Linked DNA regions of Homo sapiens: region 2 is linked to region 1. The links are chromatin loops, found by intact Hi-C in ENCODE. Cell type or tissue: Caco-2. All regions are shown on one strand. Each heading gives the region's core, and the rest is flanking DNA. Links, peaks and the distances in the headings are about the cores only.

Region 1 (6,690 bases), core at 2,574-5,073:
GTCACCCAGGCTGGAGTGCAGTGGTACAATCATTGCTCACTGCAGCCTTGACCTCCTGGGCTCAAGTGATCCTCCCACCTCAGCCTCCTGAGTAGCTGGGACTACAGGCACATGCCACCATGCCCGTAAATATAAATTTATTTAATAAGTAAATTTATTAATTTTAAACAAATTAAAAAATTTTTTAATTTTTAAAAAATTTGTTTGTAGCGATGGGGTCTCGCTGTGTTTCCCAGGCTGGTCTCAAACTCCTAGCCTCAAGCAATTCTCCCACCTCAGCCTCCCAAAGTGCTGGGGTTATAGGCATGAGCCGCCATGCCTGGACTTATCTGACTTTAAAGATGCTTTTCTGGGGTCTGAAGTTGAAGATTTAAACCTATAGAGTTTATTTTTGCTGTCTTGTCTTTTTTTTTTCAGTTTGTTAACATGCTGTGTAGTTCTGTTACAAACATATGTAGTGAAAGACCAGCTTTTATTAGGGTTAATTGTTCCTTTTCTCATTTGGTATGCACTAGTATTTAGTGAAATTCTTCCTTCGTGTAGTATGCTTTGTTTCTATTTTTATTAAAACATTTGTTTGTATTGTGACTATTTGTGTAGTAATTTATATATTTAATTTGTAGCTTGCTTTTCAGCCATCAGTACTGTATTTCAGTGACTTCTGCACAAACGTGATTTAACTATAGGAAATTTTTTTGTCCAGGATAATTTACATAAAGTCCCTCACTTGAGAATTTCAGGTGACAGAAGTTTACTATATTTCTAAATAGCAAGCCTATTATAGAGTAGATCAGAATTAATCATATTCATGAACAGTATTAATCTGTTGAATAATCAAACCATCAAGGCAGATGCATTGGTTGAGTTGCTGTTCATGGACTTCCTGGTTGAACAAAATGGTCTTGCCATTCTTAGCAAAGAAATACCTCAGCATGTGGCAACTCATGGATGTGGCCAGTAAGTGCTGTGAGAAGTGAACAAAGAATAGAAAATTAAGCACTGACAGCCGGGCGCAGTGGCTCACGCCTGTAATCCCAGCACTTTGGGAGGCCGAGGCGGGCGGATCACGAGGTCAGGAGATTGAGACCATCTTGGCTAACACGGTGAAACCCCGTCTCTACTAAAAATACAAAAAATTAGCCGGGCGCAGTGGCGGGTGCCGGTAGTCCCAGCTACTCGGGAGGCTGAGGCAGGAGAATGGCGTGAATCCGGGAGGCGGAGCTTGCAGTGAGCAGAGATAGCGCCACTGCCTGGGGGGAAGAGCAAGACTCCGTCTCAAAAAAAAAAAAAAAAAAAAAGAAAAAGAAAATTAAGCACTGACATATTCTGAGATGTTTTCTGAAGGAGCTCAGGCTAAATGCTCTCACCTCCTTAATACTGGCTGAGAGGCTGGATCTTCTGCCTGCAGCCCAGTAGCACTTGGTTTATAACACTATATGAAGTGACTGCATCTCTAAGCCAAAAATCATGATACATGTTCTAAGACAGATTATAGACTGGTATCTTTAGCCTGAATTCCATCTATAAAGTGTTTTGCTTGGCCTGCAGTGTTTTAAACACTTTTAATTAGTCGTAGATTGTTAAAAGCTGAGATCTCTTACATAAAATCCGTAAAATGTCCAGCTTCCAGATCTGGGAACACTGGGCCCAAATTTCTGCCTAGCAGCAATTAGCTGGAACTGGGTGGTAGCTTTCCATTTAAGCCAAAGCATATGCTTTCTAGTCTGCTGTATCACATGCACGCACGCACACATACATGCACACACCAGTCACTCATATATGTACCTACCTGACCCTTTACACTTCCAGACCATATGCCCTTCGAAGGCAGGATTTTTGTCTGTTTTGTTCATTGCTTTTTTCTCATGACCAGAATGTTGTCTGGCACAAAGTAGGTTAAAGGATATTGCTAGATGGAGGAAGAATGTATTTGTGACTCTTGGTCCAAGTTGATGGGGGAAAAGAAAACAGAAGTTTTCAATTTGGAGCTCCTCCAGATATTTGAGCTATGTTCCCCTTTACCCCTGAGATACTGTATGGCTCAGGAATATACCTTAGTATCATAATTTTGTATATGACTTATCTCCCTTGCTAGATGGTAAATTCATTGGGTTCAGGGACCTGTCTTGTATTTTTTTGCATCCTTAAGAATACCTTGCACATAATGGAAGCTTAAATACTCCTTGGATGGTTAGTGGGTTTTTAAAATTTCTCATGTAACTTTGTGAATAAAGATGGGGAGATTCTAATGAATATGTTGTTCTGGAGGATCATTTGAGAAGCAACCATTTGAGTTGCTTCTCCACTATATTTTCTCCAAGCCCTATCCCCAATTACATTCTATTCGCCATCATAGTCTGGATGGGGAATAGAATGTAATTGGGGATAGGGCTTGGAGAAAATATAGTGAATATAGAAGGTTTTTGATAATCCTTAACCCCTGCTCTTTGGTAGCAGGGTAAATTAACCCCCCATCCTCACTTTGTGCATATTCTATTTTAGTACTCATCTTTTTTTTTTTTTTTTTTTTTTTTGAGATGGAGTCTTGCTCTGTCGCCCAGCCTGGAATACAGTGGTGTGATCTCAGTTTACTGCAACCTCCACCTCCTGGGTTCAAGCAATTCTCCTGCCTCAGCCTCCCAAGTAGCTGGGACTACAGACATGCACCACTGTACCTGGCTAATTTTTGTATTTTTAGTAGAGACGGAAATCTAATTTCGCCATGTTGGCCAGGCTGGCCTTGAACTCCTGACCTCAGGTGATCCACCTGCCTCGGCCTCCCAAAGTGCTGGGATTACAGGCGTGAGCCACTGTGCCCAGCCTATTTTAGTACTCATCATATTATGTTAAAGAGCTTGTCTCCTACACTGGACTGTGATTTCCCTATCATTAAGAACTCGGTATGGTTTTTGTGCATCTAACAGCTAATACTTGATAATGTTTGTGTGCCAACTCTGTATAAACACTATTCTAGGAACTCAGTAAATGTTTGCATTGAATTGAGTTTGTGTTAGGAGTTGTATTAGAACTCTACACCACCTTATAGTTTATAAAACATATGTATATTCATTGTCTTATTTAATTTTGAAATCAACTGAGTGCTGCAAATGAGAAAAATCAAAGCCCAGAGAAAACTGTAACTGGTCCATAATTACACAGCAGTTAATGGCTGAACATCCAGGCTGAACTTTGCCAGTTAGTGGCTGAATATTCACGAAATTCTGATGCCTCCATAGAGCGGGATAGAATTATGGAGGACTTGTCATTCTGGACTGCGGAATTTGGACCTGTGTATTGAAACAAGAAGAGAAAGGGAAGTGTTTCTTAAGTTATTTTTGGATGAAGGCTTTTTGCGATCCAAGGCTTCATCCCCTCAAGCTCAACAATAGCATTCCTTGGGGGAGTGAGAAGATGATGAATGGTCATCAGTTTGCTTGCCTCACCCAGATTCCATTCCTACCTCCCAGAATTTTCCCTGGTCCCACCCAGCTCCACAGTAACAATCAATCCCAATCAGTGACTGTACTTCATTTTTTGGATCAAGGAATACCCCTCCCTTTTCTGTCTTCCTCCTTAGGGCTTTGGATAGGAGCCCTTTAATTGATGTTGACTAAACTGGAGGCCAGCCCCTGCATACCAGGAATGCCAGTGGCTTTGTTAGTTGAGGAGGGCGCTGCATTAGCACTGCCCTCTAAATCCCAGAGCAGGTGGAGGAAATCTAATTAGCATTTAGTAAGCCAAGGTGCCCTGGGGAGTTTCTGATAAAGAAAAGGTCACTGCAGAAGGAGAAGGGACACTGATAGGGAGACTTCATTTTCCTAGTGGGAACTTTCTGAAATGGACTGGCAATCAGGTGAGCTGGATTCTAATGCCTGCCTTACTGGTGGCTTTTTAATCACACTTAAGTCCCTCTGCTTATCTGAGATTTCATTTTCTTGTCTGTGTCTAGTCCGTTACCAGACTCCTTTTCCTACACAAATATTTGTTTCATAACAGTGGAAGGGACCTCAGATCATTAAGTTGCTATCACCTTGGGGTGACAGGTACACTAAAATCTCAGAAGTCACCACTAAAGATCTTATTCATGTAACCAAATAACACCTGTTCCCCAAAACCCTGTTGAAATAAAAAAAATGACTGCAGCCATTCCCACCCTTGTATTTCAAGCATAGCATTGCCACCTACTTGCAAAATACTATATAGACGTATATATATATATTTTTAAAAAGGTGCTATTACCTGGGAAGCTTTTCCCAACATTACATATGTCCAAATCTCACTCTGTATCTACTGAATCTTCTGATATCAGTAGATATGTAGTAAATATGTATAGTTTGGGGAAAATTTCTCAGGAAAGTTTGATAAAATCCCTGGTTTATGCTTTTTTGAAGAACTTAAACACATATAGCAAACTCAAGGCCTATCACAGCATTTGCTATCATAGTTGTTAGTAATATGTTTGGAGAGGAATTTGGGGGGATGGCTATTAAGTGAGAAGCTAGAGGTAGAATAACCACTGCAAGCAATAAGCATTTTACAAAATGGGGATTGAGCTCTATTCGTAGGTGATGAAATCAATGGTAATGAGTTGCTACCAGTATTTTCAAAGTAAAATAGTATACAAAAAGTAGCATGTATTGTGTCCAGTTAAGGATATTTATTGAAACTTTTAAGTTCATTGTATTTATAGATACTGTGCTACAATTTAAAAGACATTTCTTACTGAATTTTTGTCAAAATCCATTGACCTAGATAGGAATCTGTATTGGAGTAAAGATGGTTCTAAGGGGAAGGAGTGTAGAGAAGCAATGTGGGAGCCACATGCGGTGGTTCATGCCTATATTCTCAGTACTTTGGGAGGCGGAGGTGGGAGGATAGCTTGAGGCCAGGAATTCCAGAAGCAATGTGGAAAGGACACTAGGGAATGTAGGTTCTAGTCTTTATCCAAGCTCTTTGACTTCAAGCAAATCACATTTTTCTCCTGGACCTTACATTCTTTTTTCTCATTGCCCTTAGTACCTTCTGTCTGACTTCAACCCCACATCTGCTTGACAAGAATTAACTCAAATATCTCTTCTTAACACCTACCTGATTCTGGCATACAGTAAGTGCTTATAAATATATGTTAAATGGGTGAGAACCTTTCCCTTAGGTCTGTGGGTACTTTCACTGGGCTTGTATATCTACCACTCCATTTAAAACTCTACTTACAGCTTTTTAAGAAAATGTATTTCTAAGCCAGGCACAGTGGCTCATGCCTACATTTCCAGCAGTTTGGGAGGCTGAGGTGGGTGGATTTTGTGCTTGGAAATTCGAGACCAGTCTAGGCAACGTGGCAAAACCCCATCTCTACAAAAAATACAAAAATTAGCAGGGTCATAGTAGTGCGTGCCTATAGTCCCAACTACTTGGGAGGCTGAAGTGAGAGGATTGCCTAAGCCTGGGAGGTGAAGACTGCAGTGAGCTGTGGGTGTCCCACTGCACTTCAGCCTTGGCAACAAAGTGAGACCCTGTCTCAAAAAAAAAAAAAAAAGAAAATATATTTCTATTTATCTTTTACTAGGTTGTGGTCCCCTGGAAAGCAGACATTTTTATTCATCTGTGTATTCTCAGTACTTAACACAGTACCTGGTATGTAATAGGTGCTTCATAGATGTTGGAGAGAATACATATTTTTAAGAGGAGTATTTTAGTAGATGACTCATAAAACATTTATTGAGCACCTACTATATACCAGGCAGTGTGGTAGGTATGGGAAGTGATACAAATGTGTGTAAGAGACCAACATCTTCCCTTGAGGAATTTAGAGATTAATTGAAGCATAAGCACACAGAATTGCTGACAAAGCCATTAGTGTTAGTCTCTAGCTATGTGGTTGCTTATGCAGCTCATGTGTAACTTCTCATTTCTGTGTTTGAATACTGGTCACCAGAACCAGACAGGAAGAATGTCTTTCCGTTCTGATTAATTTTCTTAGGAATTAAGTAAGAAATTGTGTATCTGATATGGTGATCTAGTTCCAAGGAAGGTTAACTTGAGTTGGCAAAAGGAGCCTCATCTTTTTTATATTAGTTACTGGGAGGTTGTTTAAAAATCTCCCATTATGTAATGGACTTGTCACTTTCTACTTATAGTAATGGCAATTCTTGCTTTATATATTTCGAGGCCATATTACTAGGTACACATACTTTTTAGAAGTACATGACTTCTGGGCCTTTGAACCTCTTATCTTTGTGAAGTGCCTGACCCTCTTTGCCTTTTTACCTTAATATCTTTTTTTGCTTGGTAGTCATATACCTGCAGCAGCATTCTTTTGAGTAATGTATATGCTTTATGTAATTTTTTCCATCCTTTGATTTCAACCTACCTGTGCTCTTGTATTTTAGGTGTATCTTTAAAAAACAGTATGTAGCTAGATTATGTTTTTGTTTAGTCTGGAAAGTCTTTCTTTTAACTTGAGAATTTAGTTAATTCACATTTATTGTGGTTAATACAGTGAGACAGGCTTTATCTTTTAAATGGTGAATTAAATTGATTTACATTTATTGTGATTATGGAAATGTTTTGATTTGTTGCAACCGTGTAGTGTTGTACCTTACCTTACACTGAAATTTTCTGTTGTTTTTTTTAATCTTACCTTTTGGATTGAACATTTTGTTTCCTTTTTCTAATTTCCTTTTTATCCCTCTG
Region 2 (6,690 bases), core at 1,840-4,339, 85 kb after region 1:
CATTCTAATGTTCGGATGTCAGGGAGGTGAAGAGGAGCCAGCACTGGAGACTGAAAAAGAGAGGCCCGGTAGATAGAAGGAGAGTTGAGAGTGCATGCTGAAGCCAGGTGAAGAAAGTGTTTCAAAGAGGATGGAATAATAAACTGTTGTCAGATGTTGGAGAGAGATCAAGAGAGATCAAGTTAAGGCCCATGAGTTGATTTATCAGCACTGAAGTCTTTGACACCTTTGATGAGCTATTTCAGTGGTGCAGTTGGGGTGGTGGGGGGATGGGGGATAGCCTGATTATAGTGCCTTCGAATAGGAGGGGAGGAAACAAAGATTAGTAGTATATAATACTCTTTGAAGTATCACTATAAAGAGAAGTAGAAAAACTGGGCCATAGTTGGTGAAGAATTGTGGGATCAAGTCAAACTTTTAATTTTTTCTTCTGAGATAGGAAACGTTGATGTCTTGATGGGAATCATCCTAGTCAGGAGGAAAAATGCAACGATTCTGAAGAAGGGGAGAATTGTTGAAGTGATGTCTTTGTGCACAAATGGAAAAAGGTTGGCCTTCATTGGGTGGACTGTCTATGCTCCCTAGTAACAGAGCTCACAGCTACAGGTGCAGGCAGGATGGTAAATGTAGTCATGGAACATGTGTAAATTTTCTTTTGATTGTTTGTGTTTTCTCATGAAATAAGATATAAAAGAGTGGAGGCATTGGAGGTTTAAAGAGAGAGGCCAAGAGATTGTTGCCAAAGAACAGGAGAAAGTCATTGACTAGGTAAATATAGTAGGATTGTTGGGCAACATGAGGGGCCACTTGAAGTAAAAGTGAGACCAGTCAGCATGGTCATATGATTTTCTCCATGTATGTACAGCCAAGTGGGAACAGGTAGAGTTGGCAGAGCATTAGACTTAGCTGGGGTTTGCTGGGTAAATAAGAGGAATGGAGAAAGAAGCAAGGGAATAATTATGATAATGGATCGCAGAAATAGAGTTGGATAAGGAAAGAAAAGAGGACAGGGATGAAAGGTGAGAGTGAAAAGATGGTAGAATTAATGGAGTGTAGATCCCATGGGGTCTAAAGAATTGTGATAATCAAATCCTTGACATTTGTAGTGCTTCAGGGTGTATACAAAGTGCTTTGGGCTCACATAATAACCCTATGGGGTAGGTAGGGAAAATGGTGGTGGTGGTAGTGATTTTCATATAGATGAGGCAGGATTCAAAGAGGTAAATGACTTAATCAAAAATCACACAGTGCCGGGCGTACACAGTGGCTCACACTTGTAATCCCAGCACTTTGGGAGGCTGAGGCAGGTGGATCACCTGAGGTCAGGAGTTTGAGACTAGCCTGGCCAACATGGTGAAGCCCTGTCTCTACTAAAAATACAAAAATTAGCCGGGTGTGGTGGTGGGCATCTGTAATCCCAGCTACTCCGTAGGCTGAGGCAGGATAAATCCGCTTGAACCCAGGAGGCAGAGGTTGCAATGAGCCAAGATCATGCCACTGCACTCCAGCCTGGGTGACAGAGCGAAACTCCGTCTCAAAAAAAAAAAAAAATTCACACAGCCAGTCAATGGTAAAGCATAGACTGAACGCAGATTTCTGTTATATGTAGTCTTTGTGCAATGTCTGCTTACAGATTACTCAGTCTTGTTGAAGAGATGGAATATGGAAGACAACTTGAGAGAATATGTAATCACGTGTTCAATTCTGTGGTATGGAATGGTATAAGGAGTTTACTCATTCAGTAATACATATTGAAAGCTTAGTAAGGTACAAGGCATTATCATAAGGACTAAGGAAACATCAATGAACAAGACAGGAAATATAATCCTGAGGTTACATGTTTTTAGAGCAGTTTCTCTGTGATTCTTCTAAGGCATCATGTTTTGGTTAAAAGCAGGTTGTACTAAAAAGTTAGAAAACTTGTTTTTCTGCTACTTACTGTGTGTAACATTGTTACTTCAACTCACCCTGCCTTAGTGGGGGTCCCCATGGATAAACTGATTATGGCTTTGCAAGTTCTCCCTTGCCTAAAAATGCTGTGAGTTTGGATCTGTATTCTAGCCTAAAGAAATAGTTGCTCTAAAGTGTCATCATCTAACTTCCTGATCTAGACAGTGGGAATGCCACATCTTACTTTATAGTGATAAGACCCTGTTTACATAGTGAGATGCTGCACAAACATGCATTCCAAAGTAATCCTCCATTTTTGAAACTTGGGAAATCTGAAAAGGGGACAGGTCATGTGGCACCTGCAGGTCCCACAGTCCCCGTCTTTAACCTATGATATCTGAGGACCTATTAAAAGCTTTAAGGTCGTCTGGGCATGGTGGCTCATGCCTGTAATCCCAGCACTTTTGGGAGGCCGAGGCAGGTGGATCACCTGAGGTTGGGAGTTCGAGACCCGCCTGACCAATGTGGAGAAACCCTGTCTCTACTAAAAACACAAAATTAGCCAGGCGTGGTGGCACATGCCTGTAATCCTAGCTACTCAGGAGGCTGAGGCAGGAGAATCGCTTGAACCCTGGAGGCGGAGGTTGCAGTGAGCCAAGATCATGCCATTGCACTCCAGCCTGGGTAACAAGAGTGAAACTCCATCTCAAAAAAAAAAAAAATGCATTAAGGTCAGGCACAGTGGCTCATACTTATAATCCCAGTGCTTTAGGAGGCTGAGTTGGGAGGATCTCTTGAGACCAGCCTAGGCAACATAGCAAGACCTTGTCTCTACAAAAAAATGTTTTAATTAGCTGGGCGTGGTGATGTGCGTCTGTAGTCCCAGCCACCCAGGAGGCTGAGGTGGGAGGATCGCTTGAGCCCAGGAGTTCAAGATTGCAGTGAGCTTTGATTGTGCCACTGCACTCCAGCCTGGGCAACAGGGCAAGACCTGTCTCTGAAAGAAAAAAGCTTTGAAATAACTAATGACTTCTTCCCCCTCTTCTTACTCCTTCCTGATATGATTTAGGCCTGGAAGAAACGCTGGTTTATCCTGCGGAGTGGCCGGATGAGCGGTGACCCAGATGTTCTGGAATACTACAAGAACGATCACTCCAAGAAGCCTCTGCGGATCATCAACCTGAACTTCTGTGAGCAGGTAGATGCAGGCCTGACCTTTAACAAGAAGGAGCTGCAGGATAGTTTTGTGTTTGACATCAAGACCAGTGAACGCACCTTTTACCTGGTGGCTGAGACAGAAGAGGACATGAATAAGTGGGTCCAGAGCATCTGCCAGATCTGTGGCTTCAATCAGGCTGAGGAGAGCACAGGTATGAGAACGCACACAGATCTTTCTCATAGGGGGTTGAGGTGAGGCCCTTGGATTCCTGGAGCATTGAGAGCAGGCTCTAGCTAAGGTTTCCTGTTGGAAGAGCGTTCATAGATAAAGGGTAAAGAGTGTGAAGGGGTTGGCCAAATATTAGAGGGACACCTGGCCCTAATTATGCTCTAACTGGAAACCAAAAAAAAGTGTTGGGGTTGTGATAAAGCTAAAGGTATTTGTGGTGTTTCCTTAGGTGCCTCAACACCACTGCCGTTCCTCATCCCTCCTGTTTTCTCTCTTCCCTGTGCTGTCCAGCACTCTGTGTCCCATTATCTGTCACCCATCCCATAGGGAAGGTCTCACCTTGGTCCCTTCTCTCCTTCATCTCTGTCTGTCCTAGCCCATTTCAGGCCATCCTGCACAGTCACACTTGACCCTTGTTTGTGCGGGTTCTTTGTGATGATTATTGACGATTCAGTGTTCATTTATGTTTACTTGGGAGGGGACAGATAAAAGGAGGAAACAGTGATTTATGTTTGGGTTTTTATAATCTTCACAAAAGAGTAGCTCACCTTTTTGAAATGAGTGTTAAATTGTAGAAATGCTCCTTAACATTTGTTTAGGCTCATCTCAAACTCTCTGGGATGGTTGAAGAGCAGAGTTTTTTCTGGGGCAGTAGAATTGACCCAGGAATTCTACTCGCAGGCATATTCCCAAAACATGTTTACACAAACACTTGTACAAGAATGTTCACAGCAGTATTATTCATAATAGCCAAAAAGTGGAAACAACCCAAATATCCATCAATAAATCAAATATGGTATATACATATATATTACTAAGCCATAAAATGGTATGAAGTACTGAAAACATGTTAAGTGAAAGAAGACAGAGAGGACCATCTTTTTATGATTCCGTTTGTATGAAGGCTCAGAGCAGGCAAATCCACAGAGACAGAAAGTACATTGGTGGTGACTGAGAGTGACAGTGTGAGAAGCGACTGCTTATGAGTATGGGGTTTCTTCTTGGAGTGGTAAAAATGTTCTGGAATTAGATAGTGATGATATTTGTACACTTTCATGAGTATACTAAAAACCACTGTATTTTACACTTTAAAATGCTGAAATTTATGGCGTGTAAATTATGTCTCATTCTTTAAAAAAAAGTTCCTCAGGTGATTCTGAGGACCAGCCAGGTTAGGGAGCCCCTAGATGTAAGACCAGGTTCGTGGACATGTGAACTGTGGAGTCACAAAGAGCCCCATCCTTAGAAGGTCTTGCACTTCGTTTAACACTCCACTATTACTATCTTGAAGTTCTTAATAGTTTTTTTAACAGGAAGTTCTGCGTTTTCATTTTACACTGGGCTCTGCAAATTATGTAGCCAGTCATTCCTGAACTAGATATCCTAACCTAGGAATTCTGTGATTTTTATCTTCCTTGGGGAAGGATAATGAGCCCCTATTTATTAAGTTCTTTGGTATAATCTTCTTGCTTCCTGAGTGGAATTTCCTGTTTTCCCCAAATCTTTGTCATTTATAGGTTTCATGGAGGTTGTTTTTGTTTTTTTCCTTTATTTTATTCCTGATGGAGAGCAATGCATATTCAGTAAAAAAAAGTGGTAGAGGGAAAGGGGCCCCAGCTGGGGCAGCATAGCGAGACTAGAGTGCAGTGACACAATCATGGTTCACTGTAACATTTTTATTTCGATAAAAAATAAAAATTAGCTGGGCATGGTAGCATGCCTGTAATCCCAGCTACTAGGGAAGCTTAGGTAGGAGGATTGGTTGATGCCAGGAATTCAAGGTTGCAGTGAGCTGTGATCACACCACTGCACTCCAGCCTGGATGACAGAACGAGACCCTGTGTCCTAAAAAAAAAAACAAAAATGTTGGGGGTGGGGAATAAGAAACGAATTAAAAGGCCAGGGAGCTGGGCACAGTGTTTCACGCCTGTAATCCCAGCACTTTGGGAGGCTGAGGCAGGCAGATCACCTGAGGCCTGGAGTTCGAGACCATCCTGACCAATAATGGTGAAAACCCGTCTCTACTAAAAATACAAAAATTAGGCTGTGGTGACGTGCACCTGTATTCCCAGCTACTCAGGAGGCAGAAGTGAGAGAATTGCTTGAACTCAGGAGGCAGAGGTTGCAGAGACAAGATCGCACCACTGCACTCCAGCCTGGGTGACAGAGGGAGACCCTGTCTCAAAAAACAAACAAAAAACAAAAAAAAAAGCAGACTGGGCACGGTGACTCACGCCTGTAAGCCCAACACTTTGGGAGGTCGAGGCAGGTGGATCACCTAAGATCAGGAGTTCAAGACCAGCCTGGCCAACATGGCGAAACCCCATCTCTACTACAAATACAAAAATTAACCAGGCATGGTGGTGGGCGCCTGTAATCCCAGCTACTTGGGAGGCTGAGGCAGAAGAATCGCTCGAACCTGGGAGGCAGAGGTTGCAGTGAGCCAAGACCATGCCATTGCACTCTAGCCTGGGCAACATCAGTGAAACTCTGTCTCAAAAAAAAAAAAAAAAAAGCAGGGGAAGAAAAACTTCACAAACACACCAGTCTCAAAGCTTTCATAAATGTTGTTAGCAGTGGCAAATCTATCTGGGTCTGCAGCAACCTCAATTCTTGCCTCCTCAGAAGAAAGAATTCGGCCAAAGGGCATAAGGCAGAGTGAGACACTGAGCCATGTTTTAGAAGAGGGGTGAAAGTTTATTAAAAAGTGTTAGAGCAGGAACAAAAGGAAGTAAAGAACACTTGGAAGAGGGCCAAGCGGGCAACTTGAGAGATTTCAGTGCACTGTTTGACCTTTGATCTGGAGTTTTATATATTGGCATGCTTCCAGGGGGTTGTGTCCCTTCTCTCCTGATTCTTCCCTTGGAGAGGGCTATCTGCATGTGCAGTGGCCTGCCAGCACTTAGGAGGGGCTGCATGCACAGTGTGTTTACTAAAGCTGTACACATGCCCACTTGAGGCATTCTTTTACCAGCCAAGTGTTCCTAGAGGAAGGCCAAATACCAGTTAAACTCGACCATTTTGCCTCATAGTGTGCGTGCTTGAGACTTGCCTATCTCCTGAGATGGTATCAGAAAGCTGCTGATCACCAGTTTCAGGTGTTTTCTATCGATTGGGAGACCGTCTTTCCCCAGCACCAGCTGCAACCAGTTGTTATTTTAGAGAGTTTAACCGCCTGACTCTCACCTGATGGTTGCCTGACATTCCTGGTGAGATGGGGGCAGGAGAGGCTCCTGCCCTGCTCATGTCTGCCTAGCTACCTACTCTAACAATGTGAGAAATGGGTCCAAGAAGTACCTCAGCTTTTTAAGAAATAGGTATGATGAGGGGAAAATGTAACCAAAAACCAAATGGCTTTTAATTGAATTATTTTCTTGTGGGATTAGAGGTGTTCTCATCAAGAAAATATATTC

What was found. Peaks named below come from ENCODE experiments on the same cell type or tissue, not always from the same donor. Only the 100,000 strongest peaks of a DNase experiment are listed, where the experiment ranks them.
Region 2: a loop joins it to region 1, with 3 times the contacts of the local background. A loop is called at or near these places in 4 of 110 quality-filtered maps.

The regions. Positions count from the first base shown.
Region 1 is chr11:78,362,430-78,369,119 of GRCh38, reverse strand. All of the region lies in intron 1 of GAB2 (GRB2 associated binding protein 2), which reads left to right. Among named protein-coding and RNA genes, the nearest start is that of GAB2, 52 kb to the left of the region's middle. RefSeq lists an enhancer at 3,092-4,004. In Caco-2, for the core only: no CTCF peak of the experiment used is centred there; DNase peaks (open chromatin) are centred at 3,589 and 4,859.
Region 2 is chr11:78,277,171-78,283,860 of GRCh38, reverse strand. GAB2 (GRB2 associated binding protein 2) reads left to right here. Exons shown (of 10, transcript NM_080491.3): 2 at 2,960-3,260. Among named protein-coding and RNA genes, the nearest start is that of USP35, 92 kb to the right of the region's middle. In Caco-2, for the core only: no CTCF peak of the experiment used is centred there; no DNase peak of the experiment used is centred there.